2 separate regions of the Mus musculus genome follow, and region 2 is linked to region 1. The links are chromatin loops, found by intact Hi-C in ENCODE. Cell type or tissue: gastrocnemius. All regions are shown on one strand. Each heading gives the region's core, and the rest is flanking DNA. Links, peaks and the distances in the headings are about the cores only.

Region 1 (16,712 bases), core at 5,504-8,003:
TTAAGTACTGTGTGAGACAAAAATAAATAAATAAAGCAATTCCTAAGACTTAAGGAATATGAAATACTTTAAGAGCTAATACACTATCAAAAGATGGCCTAGTCAGCCATCACTGGAAAGAGAGGCCCATTAGACCTGCAAACTTTATATGCCCCAGTACAGGGGAACGCCAGGGCCAAAAAGGGGGAGTGGGTGGGTAGGGGAGTGGGGGTGGGTGGGTATGGGGGACTTTTGGTATAGCATTGGAAATGTAAATGAGCTAAATACCTAATTAAAAATGGAAAAAAAAAGAAATATAAGACAAGGCAAAAAAAAAAAAGAGCTAATACACTTACATAAAAACTACAATGGAGAGCTAAGGGTTAGAAATAATTTGGAGAAAGAGAAAAATTACTACAAGAAATTTGTATAGTGATCAATTTTGCCTGAGACAGTAAGAGGAACATTATATGCAAAGATAAAATTTAATCTTAGATTGGTGTGCTTGCTCCTCCCCAACATCCCACATTCTCCCTATCTCCCAGGAGATCTGCTGTAACCAGGGACATAGATGAGGCCCTCACCTGAATAACCACTCCAACTGGGGCCCCAACAGAGCCCAGTATATATGAGACCTGTACCCCACCATGTGACCTCAATCTCCTTTCTAGTCTGTACCACTGCCTGGTCAGATCAGTGTGTCTGCTCCCCTCTCATATACCAAAGCCTGCCTATCTCCTAGGAAGTCTCCATAACCAGGTCACAGGAGGACTGCCCTAACCAGGGACACAGGAGGATAGCTTTAACCAAGAACAGAGGAGACCTCCTCTAATAAGGGACATAGCAGGCCCCCCTAACCATAATCAACACGGCCTGCCTCCCATGAGGCCTGCTCTAAACCAGGTCACAGAGCTCTATTTGCCTCCAAGGAGGCAGGCTCCAGACAAAGATACCCAGGCCAATTAGCAGAGACAACCAGTTGATGAGAAGCAAGTGCAGGATCATAAGCAATAGAAGTCAAAGTATTTTGGCATAGTCAGAACCATCACACACCTGAAAAGCATAATGTTGACCTAATATCTCATCTCATGAAGATAATATAGGCCTTTAAGGAGGATATAAATATCTCACTTAAAGAAATACACGAAAATACAAACAAATAGGTAGAAGTCCTTACAGAGGAAACAAATCCCTTAAAGTGATACATGAAAACACAATCAAACAGATGAACGAATTGAACAAAGCAGTCCAAGACCTACAAGTGGTAGTAGAAACAATAAATAAATAGAGACAACCCTGAAGATGGAAAACCAAGGAAAGAGATCAGGAACTACAGATGCAAGTATCAGCAATAGAATAAAGAAATAAAAGAGAGAATCTCAGGTGTAGAAGATACCACAGAAGATATTTAAACAATGATAAAAGAAAAAACAAAGTGTAAAACTATCCTAACCCCAAACATTCAGGAAATTCAGAATGATATGAAAAGACCAAACATAAGAGTAATAGGAATAGAAGAGAGCAAAGGTTCCCAGCCCAAAGGGCCAGAAAACATCTTCAACAGAATCATAGAAAGAAACTTCCCTAACCTGAAGAAATATATGGCCATAAATGTACTAAAAGTCTACAGAACACCAAATAGATTGGACCAGAAAAGGAAAATTTTCCATCACATAATAATCAAAACACAAAATTCACAGAACAAAAAAAATATTAAAAGCAGTAAGGGGAAAAGGCCAAGTAACATATAAAGGCAGACCTATCAGAATTACACCAGACTTTTCACCAGAGACTATGAAAGCAAGAAGATCCTGTAAAGATGTCCAGGATGTCTGTTAAAGAACACAAATGCCAGCCCAGGATATTATTCCCAACAAAACTCTCAATAATCATAGATGGAGAAACCAAGATATTCTGTGACAAAACCAAATTTAAACAATATCTATCTACCAATCCAGCCCTACAGAGGATACTAGAAGGAAAACTAGAATATGAAGAGGGTATCTACACCCAAGAAAACAGAAGAAATTAATCATCTCACAACAAAACCAAATGAAGAGAAACATACACACACACACACACACACACACACACACACACACACACACACCACCTCCAACAACAAAAATAACTGTAACAAACAGTCACTAGTCCTTAATGTCTCTCAACGTCAATGGACCCAATTCTCTAGTAAAAAGACATAGGCCAACACACTGGATACATAAACAGGACCCAGCATTTTGATGCATACAAGAAGCACACCTCAATGACAACGAAAGACACTACCTCAGAGTAAAAGGCTAGAAAAAGTTTTCCAAGCAAATGGTTTGAGAAACAAGCTGGTGTAGCCATTCTAATATCCAATAAAATGGACTTTCAACCAAGAGTTGTTAAAAAAGATGGGGAAGGACACTTCAAACTCATCAAAGGAAAAATACACCAAGATGAACACTCAATTCAGAACATCTATGCCCCAAATGTAAGGGCACCCACAGTTGTGAAAGTAATGTTGCTAAGGCTCAAAACAAATATTGATCCTCACACAATAATAGTGGGAGACTTCAAGGCACCACTTTTATCAACTGACAGGAACAGAAACTAAATAGAGACATGGTAAAACTAATAGAAGTTATGTACCAAATGGGTTTAGCAGATGTATACAGAACATTTCACCCTAAAACAAAAGAATATACCTTCTTCTCACCACCTCATTTTGCCTTCTCCAAAACTGACTATATAATCTCACACAAAACTAGCCTCAACAATCCAATACATCCTCTCAGATCACCATGGATTAAGGCTAGACATTAATAACAACAGAACCACAGAAAGCCCACATACTCATGGAAATTGAACAACTCTCTACTCCATGATAACTTGGTCAGGGAACAAATAAAGAAAAAAATTAAAGGCTTTCTAGAATTCAATGAAAATGAATACCCAAACTTATTGGTCACAATGAAAGCTGTGCTAAAAGGAAAATTCATAGCACTAAGTGCCCTCCCAAGGAAATTGGAGAGATCCTACACTAGCAACTTAACTAGCACATCTGAAAGCTCTAGAACAGAAAGAAGCAAACACACACTAGAGTAGTAGAGGGTAGGAAATAATCAAACTCAGGGCTGAAAGCAACCAGTTAGAAACAAAGAGAATGATACAAAGAATGCACAAAAAAATGCTGTTTTTTTTTAAATCAACAAGATAAGTAAACCCTTAGCAAGATAACTAAAGGACACAGAGACAGTGTACAAATTAACAAAATCAGAAATGAAAACAGAGATATAACAACAGAAACTGAGGATATTCAAAAGATCATCAGATCCTACAACAAAAGGCTACACTCAACAAAACTGGAAAATCTAGATGAAAGGGAAGTTTTTCTAGACAAATTTCAGGTTCCAAAGTTAACAAACATAGGGAAAACTATCTAAACAGTCCCATAAGCTATAAAAAATAGAATTCATTAAAAACCTCTCAACTGCAGGGCATGGTGGTGCACGCCTTTAATCTGAGCACTCGGGAGGCAAAGGCAGGCAGATTTCTGAGTTCGAGGCCAGCCTGGTCTACAAAGTGAGTTCCAGGACAGCCAGGGCTATACAGAGAAACCCTGTCTTGAAAAACCAAAAACAAACAAACAAACAAACAAACAAACAAAAAACAAACAAAAAACTCTCTACCAAAATAAAATGCCCAGATGCCCAGGGCCAGACTCTTTTAGTGCAAAAGTGTACCAGACCTTCAAAGAATAGCTAACACCCATACTTCTCAAACTATTCCACAAAATAGAAACAGAAGGAACACTACCTAATTCATTATATGAAACTACAGTTACTATGATTCCTATCCCACACAAAGACCCAACAAAGAAAGAGAACTTCAGATTAATTTCAATTATGAATATCGACGCAAAATACACAGTAAAATTCTTGCAAACCAACTTCAAGAGGACATCAAAACCATCATTCACCATGATCAAATAGGTTTCATCCCAAGGATGCAAGGTTGGTTTAATATACTAAACTCCAACAACATAATACACTATATAAACAAACTCAAAAAGAAAATCACATGGTCATCTTATCAGATGCTGAAGAAGCATTTGACAATATCCAAAACCCTGTCATGTTAAAAGTCTTGGAGAGATCAGGAATTCAAGGCTCATAACTAAACATAATTAAAAAAAATACAGCAAATAAACAGCCAATATCAAACTAAATGAAGAGAAACTTGAGGCAATCCCACTAAAATCAGGGACTAGACAAGTCTGCCCACTCTCTCCCTATCTATTCAATATAGTACTCGAAGTCCTAGCTAGAGCAATTAGACAACAAAAGGATGTCAAAGGACGCAAATTGGAAAGGAAGAAGTCAAAATATCACTATTTGCAGATGATATAATAGTATATTTAAGTGACCCCCACATTTCCACCAGAGAACTCCTAAACCTGATAAACAACTTCAGCAAAGTGGCTAGATATAAAATTAACTAAAACAAATGAGAAGCATTCCTTTATACAAACTATAAGCAAGTCTGAGAAAGAAAGTAGGGAAACAACACCCTTCATAACAGTCACAAATTCAAATTAATATAAAATATCTTAGTGTAACTCTAATCAAACACGTGAAAGATCTGTATGACAAGAACTTCAAGTTTCTGAAGAAAAATCGAAGAAAAGTTCAGAAGATGGAAAGATCTCCCAAGGCCATGGGTCAGAAGGATTATCACAGTATAAATGGCCATCCAACCAAAAGCAATCTACAGATTCAGTGAACTCCCCATCAAAATTCCAACACAATGCTTCACAGACATGGAAAGAACAATTCTCAAGTTCATAAGGGAAAAGAAAAAAACCCAGGATAGAAAAAACAATTCTTAACAATAAAAGAACTTCTGGGGAATCACCATCCCTGACCTCAAGCTGTACCACAGAGCAGTAGTGATAAAACAACAACAACAACAAAACTCCACGATATTTGTTTTTACCAAACGAATAGATCAATAGAATAGAATTGAAGACTTAAACCCACACACTTATGGACCCATGATCTTTGACAAAGAAACCAAAAGCATATAGTGAAAAACGGAAGCATCTTCCACAAATGTTGCTGGTCTAACTGTCGATCTGGATGTAGAGGAATGCAAATTGATCCATATTTATCTTGTACAAAGCTCAAGTCCAAGTGGAGCAAGAACCTCCACATAAAGCCAGATAAACTGGATCTAATAGAAGAGAAAGTGGGAAATAGCCTCGTATGCATGGAAACCTGGGAAAATTTCCTGAACAAAACACCAATGGCTCAGGTTCTAAGATCAACAATTGACAAATGAGACCTCATAAAAATGAAAAGCTTCTATAAGGCAAAGAACACTGTCAATCGGACAAAATGGCAACCTACAGATTTGGAAAGATCTTCACTAACTCTATATGTGTTTGAAGGCTAATATACAAAATATAAAAAGAACTCAAGTAGTTAAATTCCAAAAAATTAAATAATCCAATTTAAGATTGGGGTACAGAGCTAAACACAGAATTCTCAACAGAGGAATCTCAAATGGCTGAGAAGCACTTAAAGAAATGTTAATCATCAGGGAAATGCAAATCAAAACGACCCTGAAATTCTACATTACACAATCAGAATGGCTAAGATTAAAAAAACAAAACAAAACAAAAAAAAACCCTCAAGGGCCACTACATGCTGGTAAGGATGTGGAGAAAGAGGAACACTCCTCCATTGCTGGTGGGATTGCAAGCTGGTACAACTACTCTGGAAATCAGTCTAGCAGTTCCTCAGAATTTTGGAAATAGATCTACCTGAAGACCTAGCTATACCACTCCTGGGAATAAACCCAAAAGATGCTCCACTGATACCACAAAGACTCATAGCAGTCTTATAGGTGATAGTCAGAAGCTGGAAACAACCCAAATATTCCTCAACTGAAGAATGACTACAGAAAATGTGGTTCATTTACACAATGGAATACTTTTCAGCTACCAAGAACAAAGACATTATGAATTTTGCAGGTAAATGGATGGAAGTAGAAAATATCATCTAGAGTGAGTTAACCCAGACCCAGAATGACATACACGGTATAAGTGGATATTAACCAAAAACCCATGATACAACTCACAGATTGTAGGACGGTTAACCAGAGAAGGAATTCCTAAGCATGGATATCTGAAACTCACTTAAAAGGGGAACAAAACAATTATGGGAGGCAGAGGGAGGAAGGAACCTGGTGGGAGATGGGAGGGGAAAAGGAGGGACAGGATTAGGTATGTCGAGAGAAAGGAGGGATACACAGAGGGCCAGAAGTGTTGTATACCAGCCCGCGGCCTACTTGAACTGGGTACACCTGGGAGGCAGGCTGGGGCTGAAAGAGACTAGACTGCGAGAGAAATTAATGGAGACCAAGACACGATTCTGTTCAAGGCCCGCCAGTTTACTGAGTGTGCTTATAAGGGGGAAGGCCCATCCCCCACCAATCCTTTCTTGGAGCCAGTCAGTAGGAGAGGATGTTCCTCTGGAATATCTCCTTGGCCTCTCAGCAGGTAGCAGTGTCTTGGAGGTGCAGTGGCCTCTGGTGGAACAATAGAGCCATCTAGGCAGGAAGGCTCCACCCTAGGTAATCTCTTCAGTGGCAGCAAGGTCAAGGTCTGGATCAGCCTGTTTCAGGCTGGGAGAGGTTACACAGAAGAATGACTAATGTGAATCTTTGAGTAGTAGGGAGCAGGAGAAACCTCTAGAAAGTCCCAGAGTCCTGGGATGTGAGAGGCTACCTGGACTCAATGGGTAAGACATTAGCCCAACAATGAGGAGATTTAACAGGAAGAGATCACCTCCAGTAGACAGGCACTATCCCTAGTTAAGGCAGGGGCCTGTTCACCCATCTTCAAAAATTTTAACCCAGAACTGTTCCTATCTAAAATAAATGGAGAGGCAAAAATGGAGTAGAGACTGAAGGAAAGGCCATCCAGATTGGCCCAACTTGGGATCCATCCCGTGCACACATACCAATTCCTGACACTATTACTGAGACCATATTGTATATGCAGACAGGAGTCCTCTGAGAGGCTCTATCAACAACTGACTGGGACAAAGGCAGATACTTACAGCCAACCGTTAGATCGAGATTGGGGACCAATATGGAAGAGATATGGGGAAGGACTGAAGGAGCTGAAGGGGACTGCAGCAGTGTCAACTAACCTGGACCCCTCAGAGCTCCCAGAGACTAAGCCAAAAACCTAGGAGCATACATGAGCTGGTTCATGGCCCTGGGCACATGTATAGCAGAGAACTGCATTGGATGGCCCCAGTGGGAGGGGATGAGTTTAATCCTATGGAAACTTGATACCCCAGAGAAGAGGTAGGGGTGGGTGGGCAGGAGGGTGAACACCCTCTCAGAGGTGGAGTGAAGGAAGCAGGAGGATGGGGTAAAGAATTTGGGGAGGGGGACCAGGAAGGGAGGCAACTTTTGGAATGTAAATAAAATAATTTAATTAAAAAATATATGCTTTTGAAAAAAATCTTAGTTTTCTATAGTAAACAAAGCAGTGTGATCAAAAAGGAAGCTGATCTCAGAAAGGAAGAACGGTGGGACAAAAGAGGATGTGTTCATGAGGGTCAGAGTCCCAGAGCAGTAGCAAAAGACAAACTCTGCTGATTGGCACGGGGCTGATTTTCAGGCAAAAGTCATATCAATGCTATTTTGATGGAAGGGAACCAAATTATGGAATCACACAACTTGGTGAAAACTCACTAAGTGAGTATCACAAGGAGATCTGAAGGCTGGGAGGCCAGCAGTGTGAAAGTGGGTGGACATGGGTAATAGCAGTGACTAGTTGAATCATCTTCTGAAGGACATTACTTACTAGATTACAGTCAACTTGGTACTAGATGTTTCATAAAATCAATAAAACGACTCCATTACAGCTAGCAGGGGTGAGTGTTGCTTTATGAACCTTCAGTCTAAGTTATTACTTAGGTATTTCACTGTATGTATGTATGTATGTATGTATGTATGTATGTATGTATGTATGTATGTGATTATGACAATAAAATATTGTTTCTTCCTGTGTATTATAATCAAGCTAAATGAATTGGCAGAAATCCTGCCCTCATGATCTCTCTCCACACAGTGAGCTCAGAGTATACCTTTCTGCCTGAAATGTGCTGTATGGCACCAAGGGAGGATTTTAATGATATTTTTATTCTTTGCAAGTTTTGCACATTTCTATAATGTGTAGTTATCATACCCACCCACAACTATCTTCCTTCACCTCCCCCTACCTGCTTTTCTCCTCAGCTTCACATCCTCTGGGGATTTAACTTAAAGTCTCCCACTTGAAAGAGATAGAAACTCTCCAAGCTAACTTGGATGAGCCTGAATCAGAAGCAGCTACTGACAAGTATTGTTCGTTCATCCATCCATTGCTGCTTGACAACTGTACTGTACATTTTGAATACTCAATGTCACTTCTTTGAGTTTCTGATATTTCTAAAAGTGATCAACTGCCTTCAAAATAGCAATTCTTCTGGGACACAATTTCATCCCTTGGAGGATATTTGCTAATGTGTAGAGCTACTTTTGGTTATCAAAATTTGTGGGAAAGGGGTGCTACAGACATGTAAGAAGACTTGCTGAATCCTCTGAACTGGTTAGCTCCTTACAATCAAGACTAGTTCCAGACAAAGCTTCAATAACACCAGGGCTAAGAAACCTTGTTTTCTAAAGAATTACCCTAACTAGTTATCTAAAGAGTGTGATTATTTTGTTGGATTTTTTTATTTTCTGAGATAAAGTCTCCCACAACCCAGTCTGGCTTCCAGTTTCCTGAGTAGCTGAGAATGACCTAGAATTTTTTTATGAGAATTTTTAAAAAATCTTTTTTATTGGGTATTTTCTTTATTTACATCTCAAATGTTATCCCCTTTCCTGGTCCCCCCCTCCCGAAACCCCCTATTCCATACCCCTCACCTGCTTCTATGAAGCGTTCTTGCACGCACCCACCCACTCCTGCCTCCCCACCCTAGAAATCCCCTACATCAAGCCTTCACAGGACCAAGGGCCTCTCCTCCCATTGATGCCCGACAAGGCCATCCCCTGCTACATATCCAGGTGGAGCCATGGGTCCCCTCATGTGTACTCTTTGGGTGGTGGTTTAGTCCATGGGAGCTTTGGTTGTTTGATATTTTGTTCTTTCTATGAGGTTGCAAACCCCTTCAGCTCCTTCAGTCCTTGCCCCAACTTCTCCATTGGGGTCCCTGTGCTTAGTCTGATGGTTGACTGCAGGCATCTGCATCTGTATTTGTCAGGCTCTGGCAGAGCCTCCCAGGAGACAGCTATATAAGGCTCCTGTCAGCAAGCACTTGTCGGCATCCACAATAGTGTCTGGGTTTGGTGTCTGTATATAGGATGGATCCCCAGGTGGGGCAGTCTCTGAATGGCCTTTCCTTTAGTCTCTGCTCTACACATTGTCTCCATATTTGCTCCCGTGAGTATTTTGTTCCACTTCATCAGTTGAAAGACTTTCTGAACACAGACTCAGAGAGACTGTATATGCTCTGATCACCAACTTTATTAGATTTAAAACATTATTTGTTCCCATACAACCATGAATGAAATGCTGCAGCAGACAGTTTGGAGCGCATTATTTACAACTCTAAGACCACTTTCTGAATCTTAGCATTAGAAACACAATCATAGTTAACCACTGTAATGCAGAAAATTTATGTGAGAATTTATTACATATATGAAGAAAGAACCTTGCTTTGAAGTGAGTAGTGGTAGTAAGAGTTTCCTAGTTTGAAAACTGATCCAATAGCACTTAGTGAGAAATGTCCTAGGTACACCGATTCAATAAATACAGCAGCCATAAACAAACTTTGCAAGGAAAGAGGGCATGTGAATTTGACAACTAAGGATGCAAATTGCATATAACTTTGTTAAGCTGTTTTATATACCTTAACTTGAAAATTTAGACATCTCACAGGCAAGAAATTATCCAATAAAGCCTTCTTTAGGTCTATTGTGGGCAACAATGTTTCACTTTCCTGATGCCTTCATGAGTCTGTTTGTTTTTACTTCCTGGACATAAATTCCCTGTAGTTTTCCATTATTTGACCTTAAGATAATGCTGGACAAAAATCTCCCCCTGGCGACCAAAATATGTAAGTGCGCATTCAAAATATCTTGTACACCTATCCTGGAACAGCTCAGTCATCATCCCTGTCAATTTTTCAGGATAAAAATTATATATTGATCAAGTACCATTAATCAGTATTTCTCTTATGTATCTCTATGCCATCGGGATGGTGATATGAGTGTTGTATACATGGTAGTGTTTCTAAAAATCATAAAAAAAAAAACAGAAAAAATTCCCAGCAAAGTTTAAACTAACTTCACTTTATTTTGCCACCAAATTTTGATATAATCGTCCCTTCTAAATTCCCTGATATGCATTTAGAAGTAACAAACTTATTTCCTGTGGTGGAAAAAACTGGAAAATCTAGAAGAAATGTAAAGAAGACAAAAAGATGTGTATGAACTCTAGATAAATCAAAGGGACTTGTATGAGCACCTTGACGTCTCTGAAGATTCAAAGCGTTTTTTACTTGAAGGGTACCCAGAAAAAACACATTCTAAAACTCTCCCAGGCCATCTGTAAAACCACATAATGCATCCCATGCACCCTTGCTTTAAAGAGATGAAGGATCTTTACTGCATTTTTCAATGATAAATCAGCCTACACCTTCACAAATATGCGATTCTGAAATAAATCATGTGTTTCACATTGCTAGGTCCAGCCATTTAATCTCATTTCATTGTGCCAATGCCACCAAATGGATGTCTGAATTCTTACATGCATATAACCGACACGCTACGGTTTTCTTTAACATCTATCTGTAGCGAGTTAGAGACCCGTTTTCGAAGCAATCCAGTGTCGGTAATAAGTCACTTGTGTGTACACCCCAGGCTTGTTCTTTTGACCACAGTTGTCTCCCCAGCTCACAATTCCAATGAGATACCAGGTATCTTTGTTGTCTCTTATAACCAATGGTCCCCCAGAATCACCCTGAAAATAAACGAGAAAAACAACTGGCTAAACAGTTTATCATTTACAAAAGTTTGATGAATCACTTATTTATTCTAAGCATGTGTATAGATTACCAACACTAAATAAGAAAGTAATGCCCAATACATACAAGCATTAGACCAGTACAGTAGAAAATGCTCAAACATAGCAATATGAGACAAAAAAAAATCTCCAAATTACAATTGAGGTCATTTTGTGTTGTCCATCTACTGCTGGACATGAGATGAGATCTGACCTGAAGTGTGGTTTGTATACCAATGAAACTCTGTTGAGGCAAGTAGTTTTTCCTTTGGGATCTGTTGTCAAATGGAGATAGCTTCTCTCACCTAGTATGTTATGTAGTGATCTGAATATCACCTTAAGAACCACGTCCAACCCTGCCCTCCCCAGTGTGCCTGGTAGTGATTACAACTGGAATCTTTATTAGATCAAACTCTTAGCTGAGCTCCAACCAGAAACAAAATTGCAAATCTGCACTAAGTTGTGAGCATTTACTTTTTGGCAGGCGGGATTTCTCATCAACAGTTCTGATGCTTTTTGGTTTGTGCTTGGATCTTGTTTACTGAGATGTTTGGTGGAGAAATCCTCACTTTTACTCGTTCTCTTTCTCCTTCTTCTTCCCCTCCTCTATGTTAGGGGACATTTATTGAATTCTAGATAAGCATTTGGTGATATAAGGAAACCAAGTTGATGTTTGTGTGTTGTGGATTGTCCTTGTGCTGTTTGTATTTCGGTGCTAATTCTGCTTCCTTAAAAGGGGCTGCCACGACTAAGAGTGGTTCACATAGTCAGGTGATTCCATGTGAACCTTCCCCATTTTAACTCGGAAATAAGGACAGCAAGAAGCCAATCCTTAGGCAGAGAATAAGGCTGGATTTCTGGGTCCCAGGAGGAAGAGGAAAAGGAAGAGGAAGAGAAAGAGAGAGAGAGAGAGAGAGAGAGAGAGAGAGAGAGAGAGAGAGAGAGAGAGAGAGAGAGAGAGAGAGAAGGCTGTGGAGCAAATAGGAAATAACAGACTTGTAATTCCCAGGGACTGATAGTTTGTAGCTGTCTGGTGTTTTCCATCCCCTGTGACTAAGGTGAGCAGGAGAAAGGGCATAGCTGCAGAACAGCCATTAGAGGTTTATCGAAGCTAGCGGGGGTGGGGGGTGGGGGTGGGGGGCTGAGTGAGACAGCTGGCACTGGGCAGGGAACAAACTGAGACCAGATTGGCTTGGGAAATCTAGCCATCGGTGCTGGGTGAGACTGCCGTTGCCTTCACTGGGCAAAGAGAAAGTGTGCATTTTAAAATTATATGCTACATGGATGCTTGTAATTGTGTATTATCAGATGCTCTGAAGCCCTGATCATGTACCCGGGTTACCATGCCTGTTCTCCAGCACTTGAGCCACTTTTTTTCAGCGACTTTTTCTATGAGTAGGGGCTTTCTTATACTTCGTTGAGTCCAATTCCAGTGAGTCCTCTGGTCCACAAATCTTTCCACGGGTCTCTGAATTATCATCCCCCGTCTGCTCCAAGCCTTCTGGTGAGCTTCCGCTCACTTCTTCCCATCTCTTCCTTAAATTATAGCGGTCTCCTTCCACACTCTTGGCAACAGAGGTTAGCTATGGATTAGATCCCACTCTGGCCTGACCTGTGTGTTACAAACTTTTGTTCTTTTTCTTTCCTCCCCCACCCTAACACTTGTTCATTCTGTGTCATTTGTGGATTTGTGGGCAGGGCCTTTTGTCACCCCATGCTACCAAAAGTCTCATCATTTCACCGAGTAGATTTACCTCTTTGATATTTACAAGGGTTTCATCTCAAAAGAATTCTTGCATGTGGAAAGAAACAGACTCAGATCTTCATCAGAAAACACACACAACACACAGATTCTGGAAGACTGGGAGAGATGTCATGAAGAACAACAGTAGGATACTGACGGGTATACCTAATCAAGCTTTGCACCCCATTAAATAGCCCTCTCACCTGCCATTCTGCTTCTGCTTTTTTGGGGTTACCGACTACAAATTACAGTAACTGGTCATGTTATAAATGTAGACGTCTTCACAGTTGTAAGTATTCTCTCTTTCTTTTTCTGTAACTGCATAATAAGTGCTACTTATTTTTTAGGTCTCATTAAAGTATCATTTCTCTGATGTTTGTTCCAAAAAAAAAAAAAAACAAACATTTTCTTGAAGGGGAGACTACTTCTTTTCTATTATATTCTAGAGCTTCCGCAGTTCACTGTACATGATTGCTGCCTTTGTAATTTGTGAGCCTGTTGTGTAAGGCAACATTACAAGACTTATCCTAAGAGCTTCTGGACTAAGACATTTACATTTTGTGTTTGATAAGGTCAAAGAAGCCTTTGCTTGTTTCAGGTTGTTCAATAAGAAAACACTTAAGAGTCCTTAGGTGCTATGATACTAACACATTTGGAAATGTCAGCGTGTCTGTTTCCCACGTGACTGTAAAGAACATAGAGTATTTCCTGGGGTAGGCAGAAAGATTTTGACTTAGTGACTTTGAATTATTTTCTCTCCAACCTACCCTGCAGGCATCGTAATTTCCTTCCAGAAATCCAGCACAGAACATCCCACGTTTTATTTCATTGCCATACACGTGTCGCTTCTTGCAGATGTCATTGCTTATGATTTGTACTCTGGCTTCACGGAGCTCATTTTGGGATTCCCCTTAATGGGAAAAAAAAGAGACAAAAACAAAGCATTCTCAGACTTTTCAATAAGTCTTAGATGGATTGAGGAGAGGAGATTCTTTGCTAATCTTCTTCATTCAAAAGTTGTTTACATAGAGTAAGGCTAGCATGAGCAGTCCTAGAAAAAAAAATCAACTAAAATATAGCACGTGCCATTAATACCCATAAAAACAGAGTCGTGTATCTCTAAAAGTTTGATACCAGTTTGTTCTACAGACAGGATTACACAGTGAGACCCTGTTTCAGCAAACAAACAAAAAAACAAACAAACAAACAAATGGATTGTACCATTCATTTTAATAAATAACTAGGATTGCCAATTGTTTTCTGGAAAACCTTTGAATCTTTACTTTAAGAAATAACTTATTTTTTTATTAATTTTGATTTATGTGTATTGAAGTTTTGCATTCCTGTATGCTTGTACACCATATCCTTGCAGTGTCTGTGGAGGTTAAAGGACTGGATTCCTTGGAACTGGAGTTACATATGATTGGGAGCTGCCGTGTGAGTACTGGGAACAGAACCTAGGTCCTTTGGAAGGACCTGGGTGCTATTAGCGGTGCTACTTATCAGTGCTATTAACTGCTGAGCCCTTCAAACTAGTCTTTATTTTTAAAGACAGCATTCTGTTTTTTTTTTTTTAATGAGTGTTGTGTTTATTGATTTCAGATTGTTTCTAAAAATTTACATGCTTAGTTGGTATTGTTTCTTGGCTTGATAAAATACCTCTTAAATAATGTTCACTCAGTCCTGTACATTTACAAAGATCTTATCTGTATATGATTCTGTTGTGTGAAAAATGGCTTTGTCTCAGAAAAATGTAGGGATCTAGCCTAAGCTAGGTCCTTATGACAGGCAGAAGCAGAGGAAACTAAGAACACCACAAACGTTCTGGAATTCTTTTTCTCAGCTATGGACTAGATAGGAAATCATGATACTCTGATTGGCAGAACTCCAGCAGGGCCTCAAGATTCGTGTGTTATCTCTTTTTCTCCAAGCATGGATGGGATGGACTAGGTGAAAGTGATGAAAATAATTTTTATAATTAAATTTAAATTATAGGTGTCAAAGTGTTGAGATTTTTTTTTCTTTTTTTGGTTTTTAGAGACAGGGTTTCTCAGTATAGCCCTGGCTGTCCTGGAACTCACTTTGTAGACCTGTCTGGCCTTGAATTCAGAAATCTGCCTGCTTCTGCCTCCTGAGTGCTGAGATTAAAGGTGTGCGCCATTATATAAAATAATATCTTCAAACAGATTGACTTTGGCATAATCAAACTGGAGATTTTCCAAGGCAGACCTGGTCCAATCAGGTGAGGTTTATAATTTCTCCATGTTTGCTCGCACATGTTTGCTGAGGAGGCAAGCTCTATAGCTGCAAGAAACAGAATGTAAGCACCCAGTCTGGAAGGAAATCTTGAGCTACACATGAGGCTAGGCTCAAACTACTGTTCTGAGAGACTCAGAAAAGAAGATCCAATAACCTGAACTTCTGACCTGTTGTAGAAATTATTAAATCCCAAACTGGGGTTTATACTTTAAATACTTTGGGTATTTAAGTTACTGGATGAGAACACACACACACACACACACACACACACATAAAACCTTTATATTTATAATAAAGATCTTTATATTTATAATAAGCCTTAAACAGCACAATGGTTAGGTGAATACCTACCTTCCATGTTATTAGAATCTACTTTTCTATTGATAACCCTAAGCTGATCATCCCTGATCTCAAGCCCAGGAAAATTAAACCCTGCCTATGTCTTTTCTGCCCAGCTATTGGCTGTCAACATCTTTATTTACCAATCAGAAATAACTTGGGGACAGGGTCTCAAGGGCTAGTGCAGACTCCAGGTCCTGCATTTGCATTACAATAAACAGTAAAAAGCAAAACCTCAACAATTTCTCCTTTTACTCCAATGAAAGGCTCTTTTCTCTCAGATATAAAATCTGTAAATTATAAGGTATGACATATTTTTATTATAACTAGTCTATTATATTTGGCAATTTAGATAGAATATCTTATTATCTATTTTAACTTACTGAGTTTACAATTCTATATCTAAATCATGTTTGATTTTAACTTGTATTATCATCTGAAAACCATCCTTCTAAATTTAGAACATCTTCAATGCTAAACAACTTAAGTGTAATTGTGAGACTATAACTATTTAGTCTTCAACTCTGTCAGAGATTTGAGAAGGGATTAAATATTATTTGAGTATTCAGGAAGCACAAAGACATAACTTCCAAAACTATACAAATGACAGAGATAGGCAACTGCCTGAACAGTCCCCAACATTTCTTATGATGTTGGAACATCTCTCTTTGGCCTTCTGGCCCAGAATATCTGATAGACTGTAAGTGAAGTAGTAATTATGAAGGACTAGTTACTCTGTCTTGACAGAACTTAGTAGTGGACTATCCTGTATCCGTTTGTCCTTTTGGATCGCATTCTGCAAAAAAAAAAAAAAAATTAGGGCATTTCTCTCACAGTGCCTAGCTTGCTATACTTAAATCAAGTCTATATGGAGGTATGGATGCTCAATATTGTCTTTGAAGTAGAATGGGGTTACTTTCAGGAGCAGACATGTCTTTTAATCAAAAGATTTTTTAAATAATAAAATAATATTAAATGCCATATTCTGTGGACCTCTGATGGGTTTGAAGACTTTATCTATACACAGCATAACTGAACTGTCAGATTTTGATTATTTTTAGCTATTTACCATTTGAATAACCTTGAGAATATTTTTTATTGGATATTTTAATGTGTAGCCCAGGCTGGCCTCAAACTCATGATCCTCCTGCCTCTGCCTCCTTCAGTAAATCTTACTAGTGTGCACCACCATAACCGGTGAAAATATTTTATTATAAGTAACTACATTAGAATCTAATATGACCATAAGTCTAGCTATGTGACTATTAACTTGTA
Region 2 (2,500 bases), core at 1-2,500, 220 kb before region 1:
AAAAATCATCAATAATTGGCAAAAAATAATCAGTGAAATTTTGAGAATAGGACATTGAGAAAATATCAAAGTATCACCTCCTAGACACTTACTCATCATAAAGAGTAAGACAACTTTATAATGGAGAAATAACCATGTAATTACCATCAGAGGACAAGTTGACATCATTTGTCTCCTTAGACAATGCATTGAGATGAAACCAACATTACATCTTCAGTGTGCTTACTTAAGCTATAGTATAGATAAACCTAAAGTGGGGAGCAATTTGCAAATGGCCCATTGTCTTCAAAAGTATCACTCTTATAAAACATGGAAGGAGACAGGAACAGTTCCAGGGAAAGGGACTTCGGTAATGGCATAGAAACCACCGTTTAGCCTTGTGTTTCCTTTTGTTAAAAAGATCAGAAATTGGGGAAGGTCTGGGAGGATTGGGGGAGGGGGAAACACGATCAAAATACATTATTTAAAAGTTATTTAAGTACAATTTTTTTTTTCAAGAGCAGGAAACCAATTAGGACGACAGATGAAATTTGAATTGGGCATATAGATTAGATGATAGTACCTTCTAGGGGCTAATTCCTCATTTTAATACCCCTGTTGTGGGGGTGTATGAGATCTCGTCGTCAACACTTGGTAAAGAAATACCATATCCCCAACTTTTAAACAACTCGCAACCATTGAAGAGCGGCGACAGCTGTGGTGGTTTGCATGAGAATGGCCCTCACAGGCGCTTCTATTTGCAACCCTACTCCCGGGTAGACTGTTTGCAAGGACGGAGGGATGCGGTCTTGCTGGAGGAAGTGCATTGTTGAGGGTGGACTATGAGGTTTCGAAAGCCCACTGCAGGCCTAGTCCTTCCCCAAATCTTTGCCTGCTGACTACAGACAAACTCTCAGCTCCTGTTCCAGAATGACGCCTACGCGCTTTCCACCGAGAAGATCATAGACCTGCTCTCGAAAACTGCAAGCAAGCCCCAGCCCAGCACTTCCTTTTTAAAGAGTTGCCTTGGTCACAGTGTCTTTTTACAGCAGTAGGACAGAATAGCACAGAAAATGTTAATACTTGGTGACATATAGGTTAAAGGTAGCCAAGAAATCGTCAAGCCCTTGCAACCTTGCTCTGAGTGTGAAATCCTCTTTTAAAATGATGTCTTTATTTTAAATTAAAAAAAAAAAAACCCAGCTTGAATACATTCATGAAAACGTTGTAAGTCATATTCGAAAATGAACTCCAGGGTTGGAGTGTTGGATACTTAACAGTGCTGAAGTTCCCAGCTTACAACTGCCCTAAGCTGTAGCTTCAGGGGATCTAGTGCCCTCTTGTGGCCTCCATGAGCATACCGCACACAAATAAAACCGAGTCCCAAAAAACAAAACAAAACAAAACAAAAATCAAAATTCTAGTAGACATGCATTCTTTTTTTTTTTTTTTTTGACCCATAAAGCACATTTTAAAAAATGTTTGTCATTTTCAAGCATCCTTTGGTAACATTGTGCAGATACAAAGAAGAGAAGAAACACATTAAAAAAATCTATAGCAAGTAAATTTGAACAAATGCTTTTGATATAATCAAATGGTGGCTAATATGCTATATTTTTTCCATTGAATAAGATATTTTAGTTTTCTTTGCAGTTCGTTCTGGATTTCTTTACTCTGGAAGGTTATGGGGTAGAAGTGGAGTGTGCTTTTTACAAAAAGGATTATGAAAAATGCTTTTTCTTTGTGGAATAGAGAAACAATTTGTATCTTATATTTGTACTTACAACATTGACATTTCAATTTCAGATCTTTTGTCAAGCGGACAATAAAGTTTAAATTAATCCACTAGAGGGCAGCAAAGGATCATACCATCATCCCCAAACCAGCAGCCCCAAAGGAGTCAGCTACTTTTATCCTAAGATCCAGGTTGATTTTCCCCTACGTTATAATCGGAGTTGATTGTTATCTCATAGGCCTTTTTGCCTTGGCTTGATTTAAGCCGCAGTTTTAAAGCAGATCAATATATATTTTTCTCTCTTATTCTTGTTTCTGTCAGTCTCTGTTTTACCACAATCAAGAACCCAAGGTTTCCCTTCCTCACAAGCAACTGAAGATACTTACTTCTTCTTGAATATGATATTTTGTCCACGTCTGGGAATGTAATAAGTGGATAATATGGATTTAATGTAATAATCATAATACATACAGACTAATTATTTTTACACTAGAAGTTCAGGAAGGTATATGGAGATTCAAATATTACCTGTAAATTTCATTTCTTTTAGCCTTGGTTTGATCTCCTCCACCCCCGCACTGTGTTCATTCCGGTGATTAACACAGAGACCCACTTCTCTCTCAGCGGTTCCTTTGTCCTTGGATCCTGTCTTCAGTTTCTGTTTATTTTTTTTTTCCCTTCTCCATGACTCACAGTCTTATCAGTGTTTGTTTCATTTTGCTATAATCCAGAACATTCTGTTTCTTGTTTTTGGAGGCAATTGAAGAGATGAATTTGTTCTTAGAA

The links. Peaks named below come from ENCODE experiments on the same cell type or tissue, not always from the same donor. Only the 100,000 strongest peaks of a DNase experiment are listed, where the experiment ranks them.
Region 2: it touches region 1 in a loop (5-fold over the local background); 32 of 42 quality-filtered maps call a loop at or near these places.

The regions. Positions count from the first base shown.
Region 1 is chr5:86,400,871-86,417,582 of GRCm38, forward strand. Tmprss11a (transmembrane protease, serine 11a) reads right to left here. Exons shown (of 9, transcript NM_001033233.2): 8 at 13,607-13,749; 9 at 9,540-11,053. The coding sequence ends at 10,892. Among named protein-coding and RNA genes, the nearest start is that of Tmprss11d, 36 kb to the left of the region's middle. In gastrocnemius, for the core only: no CTCF peak of the experiment used is centred there; no DNase peak of the experiment used is centred there.
Region 2 is chr5:86,189,674-86,192,173 of GRCm38, forward strand. The region is part of intron 1 of Gnrhr (gonadotropin releasing hormone receptor); the gene reads right to left. Among named protein-coding and RNA genes, the nearest start is that of Gnrhr, 7.0 kb to the right of the region's middle. In gastrocnemius, for the core only: CTCF peaks have their summits at 1,313 (motif pointing left) and 1,826 (motif pointing right); a DNase peak (open chromatin) is centred at 1,316; H3K4me3 peaks cover 509 bases.